2 separate regions of the Mus musculus genome follow, and region 2 is linked to region 1. The links are chromatin contacts, found by POLR2A ChIA-PET in ENCODE. All regions are on one chromosome and are shown on one strand. The core of a region is the stretch at or near the end of the contact, and the rest is flanking DNA. Distances in the headings are between cores, read along the strand shown. Region 1 has its middle 7.8 kb from the start of Gm51961. Region 2 holds the start of Klc1 (kinesin light chain 1).

Evidence for each region. ChIA-PET counts read pairs that join two places held with the same protein, here RNA polymerase II (POLR2A).
Region 2: POLR2A ChIA-PET joins it to region 1 with 10 read pairs in Patski. The contact joins the promoter of Klc1 here to the enhancer-like site in region 1. POLR2A ChIA-PET finds 5 or more read pairs at or near these places in 3 of 5 experiments (Patski and embryonic stem cell).

Annotation. Positions count from the first base shown.
Region 1 is chr12:111,684,618-111,689,218 of GRCm38, reverse strand. No RefSeq gene overlaps it. Among named protein-coding and RNA genes, the nearest start is that of Gm51961, 7.8 kb to the left of the region's middle. Within about 2 kb of position 1,341, at least 3 of the 3 ENCODE cell types and tissues checked have a DNase peak (open chromatin) inside an H3K27ac peak, as active enhancers do.
Region 2 is chr12:111,757,596-111,762,492 of GRCm38, reverse strand. It overlaps Klc1 (kinesin light chain 1), which reads right to left and starts at 3,644. Exons shown (of 16, transcript NM_001025360.2): 1 at 3,451-3,644.

The sequences.
Region 1 (4,601 bases), core at 92-2,591:
GAATCCGACTGGTCAATAGTTTCTTGGAATGGACACTGCTGGAGCACACAGCCTCCTAGCCGTGTCTGGAGAGGAAGCGGGAAGCTGTCCCTCTGTAAGCATAGATTGGGTCAGCTAAGCAGGTGGATGTCCTGGGCCCAGGAGGATCTGGTGTAAAGTCCTACTGTGAGTGCACACCTTGGTACTGCCAAAGCCAGGAGAGACGGAGCTCAACTTAAAGGTACAGACCTGTTCTCTTAGGACATCAGTCCAAATGGCGAAAGACATTGCTGTAGGTCTGAGGTCACCTTTGTTCCTAGATCAAGGAGGCTCAGAACATAAGGCTCTAGCTGAGGTGCTTAGGACTCATCAAGGGGCAAGATCCTGGAAACTGACCATGCAGCCTGACACTTGTTTGTTTGCTTGTTTGTTTTGGTTTTTCGAGACAGGGTTTCTCTGTATAGCCCTGGCTGTCCTGGAACTCACTCTGTAGATCAGGCTGGCCTCGAACTCAGAAATTCACCTGCCTCTGCCTCCCAAGTGCTGGAATTAAAGGTGTGTGCCACCACGCCCGGCGCAGCCTGACACTTGTACATGGCACATGAGAGTAGGTAGGCAGAGGTATCTGGATGTGTGGGCAATGTCAATGAGGCTATGGAGGGCCGGGGCCACAGTGCAGCCAGGGGAAACCTACTGGAGTCTTACAGAAACACGCTTGGGTAAAGCTAGGTAAAGAATTTCTGAAGTTCATGTTGGGCAGAATAGGACAAGGGGCTGCCTCAGTGAAGTTCACTGGGATCCGAGAAACTTACACCCCAAAGTCCTTAAGGAAAAGCTGCACAGTCACTATGTCATCCACAGAAGAGGACAACAGCAGGTACCACCTGACTCTCATGACACAAAAGGCTGGGCTGTTGAGAGTGTGGGCTGGGGGAGGGGCAGACAGGTCTAGGATATCTCCAGGATAGAGAATCCTTATCTTCAGCCGTGAGGGGTACAAGGCTGCTTTGGTTTGAGCAGGAGTCTGGGGGTGGGGGGTGTCCTAGGAATGGAGCTAAGGATGGGCAGGAAGGTTTGAAGTGGCCAGCATGGCGGTGGGAGTGGGGGGTGGTCAGAGGAGGGAGGCTTGTCCATGGAAAAACAGCTTCCTCTCCCATCCCCTCACATTCTTCTAAAAATGTGCCCAAGCCTGCCTCCCCCCTCTTTGAAGGGACAGATGTCGGGGGGAAAAAGCTGATTATTGTCAAAGGCTGGAGGCTGTGACCGGAGTGCTCGGTGAGCGTGACCCAATTCTGAGCTATTCTCAGCCTGGTGGGAGCCAAGTTATTCCCTCCCGCTGAAGATCCCGCCTTGGAGGCAGCCTGACTTTGAAACGCCCTCGTCCTGGCAAAAGACTCAAAGCAGGCTGGCCAGGCTGCTCTGCATGGACAGGGCCATATTTGCTGATGACCCCCATGCAGAGCCCACGGGCTAGGCTCACTTAAGACACACAGCAGGGCAAAGAAAGAGCAGCAAGGGCTTGCTCCTCTTTCTCCCCAGATCTGCTGTTCCTTCTCTCATTCCCCAGATCTGTCTAGGCCAGCCATGGGGTACGCTTCAACCAGTGACTGGGGGGGGGTGTCTATGGACACAATGAGACTAAAGGCTTGGCCAGCACCAGCACAGCTGGGCTGGGACCTACTGTACCTAAGCTCGTGATGCTGGCACACGTCCCAGGAGCAGGAGAGGCAGCCAGCGGCAGCAGGCTGACATTGGCTCAGCTCTACCCTGAGCCTTGCAAGAGAAGGTCTGACCGCTGTTTAGTCCTTTGTGTGTGTGTGTGTGTGATGTCACATGTTACCCAGCATGTCTAAGGCAGCAGCTAGTGGGTATGTATACCTACCTGGGAAATTGGAAAGGTCAAAAGAGAGGCTGTGTGCTCAGACCCAGGCCAGGTAGGACTTCTGGTCAGCTTCAAACCACAAGAAACCAAGGCAAACGCCTTCATTTTCTAGAAAACTAACTGCAAATCTTCCACAGTCCTGAAGATTCAAGTGCCCCCATACGTGCGCACAAGCTGTCAGTACCTGGAGTGCAAAGGCCATTCGGGTGCCTGCAAAGGCTGTTTTATGGCCTAGAGCACAAAGGATATTTATCGGATGGACCAGAGTCAGAACCCAGATTCTGGCCTCAGATCCTGGAACAGGCAGAAAAGGGAGCTGAGCTAGGGGGATGGCTTGCTCAGCTGCTAAAGCATGCCTCTTAAGCACAAGGACTCAAGCTGAATGCTTAGAACCAATGCAAAGCTGGCAGGAACGGTGACATGTGTGTAGAATCCCAGTCCTGGGAGATGACTCAGGCACTCTCTGGCTTTCACTCATGTATGCACACACGCACGCGCACACACACATGGAGGGGCAGGGATGTGCTCATGTCCCATGGTGCACGTGTGTAAGTCAGATGGAGTTCTCTCTGTCCACCATGTGGGTTCCAGAGACTCAAGTCTGGTCAAGTTTGGTGGCAAGAGCCTGCCTTTACCTACTGAGCCATCTTGTCAGCCACTCCCTCCCACCCCAAAGGACGGCTTCTGGGAGAAGGTGGCAGTAGTCACAGTGGCATTCTGTAAGCTGACTGTCCCAACCACTGACATGACACACTCTCAGTAGGCCACGAGGCTGTCACTGTCTCATCCCCACAGGGAGGTGACTCACCACCAACCTGAGTGGCATATCCAGAGACTGGGCTCATCCCACCCCTACACTCCTACGGGCGAGTTACCACCCAAGCTCTGCTACCCAGAAGGTCAAGTCTATAAACCTGAGGTCCCTTCCTTGGGACCTATATAAGAGTTTAATCCCCTGCTTTTCTCTGCTGTTCATGTCTCTCACACTGTGTGTCTGGTTCAAACCAGGCTAGCAGTGGAAGTAAGGCTCCTCACCAATGGAGGTGAGAGCTGGGAGCACTGGGCACTAACATTTCCCAGACATTCCTATGGCCTCATGCGCTCAGGTCTGAAGGAGGCCCCTACCCTCCCTAAGGAGTCTTATTCAACTGACCTAGCAAGAGCATCCTAGGCTGGCCGTAAGTCCACAGGACGTTCACCAGCCCACCCCTGTGGCTTCCGGTGTAAAAGCTAAGTGAGTCTTCTTTCTCCACCTGGGTGGCATTTCCAGCAGTGGGCCGGAAGCACTTCTTTCTCCCTGTTGCTGGAGTCCCTGGCAGCCTGCCTGTCCCAGGATGAAGGCTAGGCTGAGGCAGAAAGAGGCAACTGTGCAATGGTCAGGAGGGGAGAAGAGGACACAGCTTCAAGGTCAAGTTCCAAGAGACCTAGACAATGTAAGAGGCAGAGGTGTCCCTAGCCACCCTTGTACTACCCATTCTTCACCCAGAGACACAATACTAGATCCCAATGCCCTTGCTGGAAAACCCTCAAACACAGGGCAGCATATTTTGAGGCCTGGGCACAGCTCACAGGCGGCTCGGAGGAAGTCTGTCTGAGGAAGCTGATCACCCTGGCCCAGGAGCCTTCCAGCAGGTGAACCAGGGTCTGCACCTAGAGGTGCATTCAGGGCTTCCCGGGGCTTGGCGCTGCAGAGCAGACTCTTGCCAAGGAGGCTGAGAGGTGTGCTGCTGTCCTGGTCACAATGCAGGTTGTGACCCAGGAAAATATCTAAGGGAAAACTGAGGGCCAGTGACAGGAGTCAGGCTGGAAGGGGAGTTTCCAGGATCTTGCCCCATGATGAGTCCCGAGCCTCTGAGTCAGGTGCACCCAGGATCAGTTAACTGAACTCAACAACCATGGCTTCAGGGCTACTTTAGGAGCCAGGCTCAGTCTGAAGGACCTGGGGACCTAGCCTCTCCTTTGCCCTGGGGGCTCCTGCTGAGGTAACTAACCCTCAGCAGATCAGTGCAGGGTACAGAGGATGGCTGAGCTGAAGGCTCCTGTCTGAGAGTGGGCAGCAGTCTGGGAAAGCAGTCAAGAGGAGATGGTTTAGCCAGGCAGACAGCAGATCTGAGTTCAAGGCTAGCCAGAGTTTTGGTTTTTCGAAACAGGGTTTCTCTGTGTAGCCCTGGCTGTCCTGGAACTCACTCTGTAGACCAGGCTGGCCTCGAACTCAGAAATCCACCTGCTTCTGCCTCCCTAGTGCTGGGATTAAAGGCGTGGGCCATCACTGCTCGGCTAGCTTTTTTTTTTTTTTAAGGCTAGCCAGTTTTATAGATCAAGTTCCTGGTCAGTCAGGACTACACAGAGAATACCCCACCTCAAAAACTAACTAATGAAGGAGTGAACGAATAAAGAGGATGGGGCTGGAGAGGTGGCTCAGCGGTTAAGAGCACTGGCTGCTCTGCCAGAGGTCCTGAGTTCAATTCCCAGCAACCATATGGTGGCTCACAACCATCTGTAATAAGATCTGAAGCCCTCTTCTGGTGTGTCTGAAGACAGCTATTGAGTACTCACATGGAATAGATGAATATTAAAAAAAAAAAAAAAAGAATAAGGAGGATGATTTGAGCAGAGCTGTAGAGACACAAAGGCTTGCAGGTAAGTCCAGGGCCAGGTGGCCCTCCAGCTGTGGTTGGACTTAGAGGTAAACTAGGGTTGGATAGACTCTCCAAGGCTGAGACTATGAAAGCTAGAATTT
Region 2 (4,897 bases), core at 2,395-4,894, 71 kb before region 1:
AGAACCTCCGCCGTTATCTCAGCTCAGTGCACCAGGCTGCGCTGTAGTGGAGTCAGAGCAGCCAGGGAGACAAGCAGGACACTACAGAGAACTTCAGTAGCTGACTCATGGTCCACTGGCATGGTGTGCACAGGCTCACCCTGACACAATGCTGAGCCCCCCAACCCTCGCCGCCTGCCTCTCCCAGACTACTGCATTGTAGTTCCCACTGACCACCAACTCAGCCACTTCTGCACCTCCAGCCACTGTCCTAACACTCACAAGACTAAGGTGGATACTTCCTAACCAGCTTGCCCGTGCACAGCACCACCCGCACCACTGCCCTTACCTTCCTGCTCTAACCACCAAACCGGCTCTTCTTCCCTGCCTCCCGCCTTCTCCTTCCAACTGCAGAGCAGGAGCACCTCCTTAGCTCTGCCTACCACCACAGGAGCATTTCCCATCCTCCCCTCCCCACCTCACTAGGACAGGCCTCCCATCAGCACCACACATAGCCAATCTGCACTTGCCTCTGAACTGTGCAACAAGAGCCTCCTCACCACTCACACGGGGTCTGAGTTCTTTTGGGAACTACCCATACCAGGATCCCTAATAGTACAGTGTTGCACAGTGGATTCTCAGCACTTAACACTCCCTCGAGCCCACACTTCCACAGTCCTAATCCAACATCTTTATTCTTTTTGTTTCTTACTTCGTTTGAGGGAGATTCTGTGTAGCACAAGCTGGCCTCCCAATCCTGCCCTACCCTCCAGATCGCCTGTGCCACCATGCCCAGCCTTCAACATTTTCACTCTGTGCTCTAAAACTTGACACTATCTTGCTCAGCATGCAAGTCACTTTCTTGTTGCATAATCTGCTTTCTGACAGTCACTCAATTAAGAACTTCTGGCTTCAAAAAAGTCACTTCAGGTTTTCTTTCTAGTTCTTTTAAGTCAACCATTTCTAGGGATTGTTTATGGATCTTTAGAGATTTTCACTTTTCCCAACCTGAAAAAAATGCTTAAAAATGTTTTCTTTTGGTTGTTAAGAGTTAGTGTTTACATGTACACCTGCATGGTGTTCATGGGCACCACAGAGGTCAGAAGAGGGTCTCAGATTACCTGGAATTGTAGTTAGGGACAATTATGAGCTGTTTCTGGGTGCTAAGAATCAAACCCAGGTCCCTCTAAAAGGACAATAATTACTCTTAACAACTAAGCCATCCCTCCAGTCCCAAGAATGGATTCATCTTTTTTTAAAAGAATTATTTACTTATTTTATGTATATGAGTACACTGTGGCTGTCTTCAGACAAACCAGAAGAGGGCATCGAACCCTATTACAGATGGTTGTGAGCCACCATGTGGTTGCTAGGATTTGAACTCATGACCTCTGGAAGAACTGTCAGTGCTCTTAACCGCTGAGCCATCCCTCCAGCCCGGATTAATCTTTCTTAATGTAAACATTTAGGTTGTGGGTAATGTTTGGTTTGTTTGTTCTTGCACTGAGGAAGCAGGATCTTTTGAATGTAGGCTACTACCCTAGCACTGAGTGCCCTCTTCAGCCTGGAGACTTTGCTGTAGAATAGCTAAGCTGTGTAGACCTCACCTCTTCAATCTCTGCACTTGGAAAAAAATCCCTGTCCAGATTCCATGCAAGTCTATGCTTTTCTTGCTTTGGATTTTTGTTTTGAGATTTTGCTATGCAGTTGTGGCTCCCAAGTGTGTCCGGGTTATAGGCATATACTGTCACTTCCTGCTATGTGTTCACCACACACGCTCTCACAATGCTGGTGCTACAGAGCGGTCACCACCAGGTCCCACCCCTCTTGGTTCCACCAGAGCATCAGGCTGGACTTGCAACATGCTGCATTCTTTAATGATCTAGAAGGGGCCCGCCCTCCCACATACCGCACACTGTGGAATTTTAAATAGAATCATTGCATTCTTACAAATACTTACTGCAAAGAACAGTAAGTCAAATTTCCTACCACAACTGAGGCCTATAGGCCTCCATGTAGAAGATCCCTAACTATGGCATGCTTAGGAGACTCAAGGTTGATCGAGTTTCCTAATGGGGTTTCACTGTCCTATTACAAAGCATTCCAGGCTAATTCTGACCTAAGGCTTTGTCATACCGTATAAAGAGCCTTGGAATTTAAGTAATGCAAAGAATCAAAAACATAGCAGTTTAAATGGTATATAAATTTCTTGTTCTCATGCTTTTTAAAGACATCATTTTTGCAAGTACACCAGATCACCAATAACATAACAGTAGCAGGTAGTAGCAATTCCAACACAACACAGCTGGAAACGGCCTGCAAACTTCATTATAATGCCATCCACTCGGTCACATATTAATATTACTTTATTAACACCTTAATTTTTTTTTACGGGAAGGGGGCTCCACATGTAACAAGGAAAAGCACTCCAGGCCGGGCACATTCAGGTCACAGGGAGATTCCACACCCGGCCACTGAAAGAAAGAGACTGGCTGGCCACTGGCCATGGACCACAGCATGACAGCACGCCACCCAGGGCGGTGCCGGGGAGAGGTGGGGGCTAGAAGGGCGGGGAGGCCTGAGACAAAGCCAGTCGGCTGACCCCCAACACACACACTACCACCACCACCACCTCTTCAGGACCTCAGCAGACAGGCTTTGGGTCCCTTAAGCCCACAGCTGCCATTGGAAGGCCGCCCCCGCCCCGAGGCCCGAGTCAGGGCGGGGCCCTGAACACAGATGGGACAGAAGCCTGAGGGACACAGGAGGGGAGTGGAAGAGAAGGGGCAGGAACAGAAGTCTAGAGTGCAGGCAGAGAGAGCTGAGCCCCAAACCTAGAGGGTCACGGACGAAGAAGGGACAAGGACCTCAACTCAGAGAGGGACAGGCAGAGATAGGACAGGACCCGAACCAGAACAGGAAGGGAAGGGAGAAGAGCCTCAGCCTGGATGTACAGGCAGAGAGATGACGACAAAGACCCCAGCCAGGAGGGGCGCAGCCAGTGACAGGGAAGGGACCCAAAGCAGGGGCGCAGGTAGACAGGGACAAGGACCGCAGATTGGAGGAGCGCAGAGAGGTGACAAGAGACCCGAGCCTAGAAAGGCGCAGGCGGAGAAAGGACAGAAACCCCTGCTGGATGTGCACAGGCTGAGAGAGGACAAGGACCGCAGACTACTGGCGCGCAGGCAGAGGTGACAAGAGACCGGAGCACGGAGGGGCGCGGACGGAGCGGAGAGGAGAGGGAACCCCAGGGTGCAGACAGGGATGGAAAGGCCAGGGAGGGGACTGGGTTCGGGCGGAGGAGCAAAATCGCAGCCTGGAAGGGCCGGGTGCAGATGCGGCGGTGGACGGAAAGGTCCAGAAGCCTCAGCCCGGAGGATGCAGGCGGGAAGGGGTCGCGGCCGCGTCTGGAGCACTGCGCACCAGCCGCGCGGAGCCCGGGGCGGGGCGGGGACCAGGCCGCGCACTCACCGTCCGATCGGGAGAGTCGCGCTCGTCGCGCTGTCACAGGCCGAGGCCGCGCAGAGCCCAGCCGCCTCAGCAGCAAGCGGCGCCTCCGCAGCCGCCCCGCAGCATCCTCACCCTGACCCGCGCTCCGCAGCCTCGCGCCACCCTCCGCCGCCGAAAATGGCGTCGCCGGCGCCGCGCCCGCCCCACAATGCTGTGCGCCGTGACGTCACCCGCCCTCGCGCCGCCGGGCGGGGCTCAGGGGAAACTGAGGCTGGGGTCCGCAGCCCGGAGCTCTCCAGGAGCCTCTCTAATCTGTGTGTGGTGGCCTCAGACCGGGAGGCTTCCCTCGCCGCGCCTCCACCCGTGGAGGACGGGAAGATCGCCAGGCGGCCAGGACCCACCCTCTGCGGCTCGCTCCTGGCCGCAGCTCTCGCTCGACCTCCAGCCTGGCCCAAAGGGCAGGCTTGCCAGCTCAGGTTGCTCCTGAGCCTCGCACAGCCGCCTGGCACCCCAACTGCAGGCCTGACTCAGCAGCGGGTTGGAGGGGACGCTGAGTCAGTGGCAAGGCCGAGCTTGCCTGCCACCGGCTTGGGAACCCTCCAGGTGCCTTTAGACGTTTCCAGAATGGCGCGGTTGTATTACTAACGGGGAGGGGTTGCGAATGCCCACAGCCTCCCCACCTTGGGAAACGCTTCCCTCTTCTGATGGTATTGCCCAGAACCTGCTGCGGTCCTCCACCCTGCACTTATACCTACCAACATCAGGGAGGCAGGTGCTTTTGATCTTAACAAGCAGATCCAGTTACTTTGACCTCCTAGAAAATTCAAAGGCTGGCCAATAAAGGGGCAGCTCCCGTGGGGAGCGCAGCAGCCCATGTTGGCCTAAGGAGAGGCTGTGGGTTCAGTCTTTACTGCAGGCTTCACTTGCCCCAGCACACAAACTGCTGCTTGGATGTTGGGTGTCGCCGGCTCTTCAGCCACTGCCATACATCTGAACAAAGCATATGACGGCCCCTGCCCAGGTGGTGTTGGAAAGAAAAGAGTAGGCTAAGCGGGAGCCCATTTCTTTCCCATGGGTCAATCACTGCCCCTCCGAGTCCTGTATATGCACACACTTCTTCAGCAAGCAAAGGGCTTTTTTGTTTCATCTGTCCCTGCCATTGCTTTGTTCAAGCTTTATCATCTCGTTCTTTTGCCCCTTCAACTGATATCCACTAAGTTCCCAAGGTTCTCACAGGAAGACCCAGGTACATAAAGTGGCAGATGGTGTCTGCTGGCCAGCTCCCATTCCAATGAGAAAAAACAAGCTCAAACAGAATCTGACTTGTTGAAAACAGTAAAATTGCAGGCAGAGTGGTGAGGGAGTGGCACATGACCCAAACTCCAAGGTCAGAAAATTGTGCTGACACACACAGGAAAGAACAGGACCACGGAACCAGCGTAGAACACTCCATTAAATCTTGAGACAG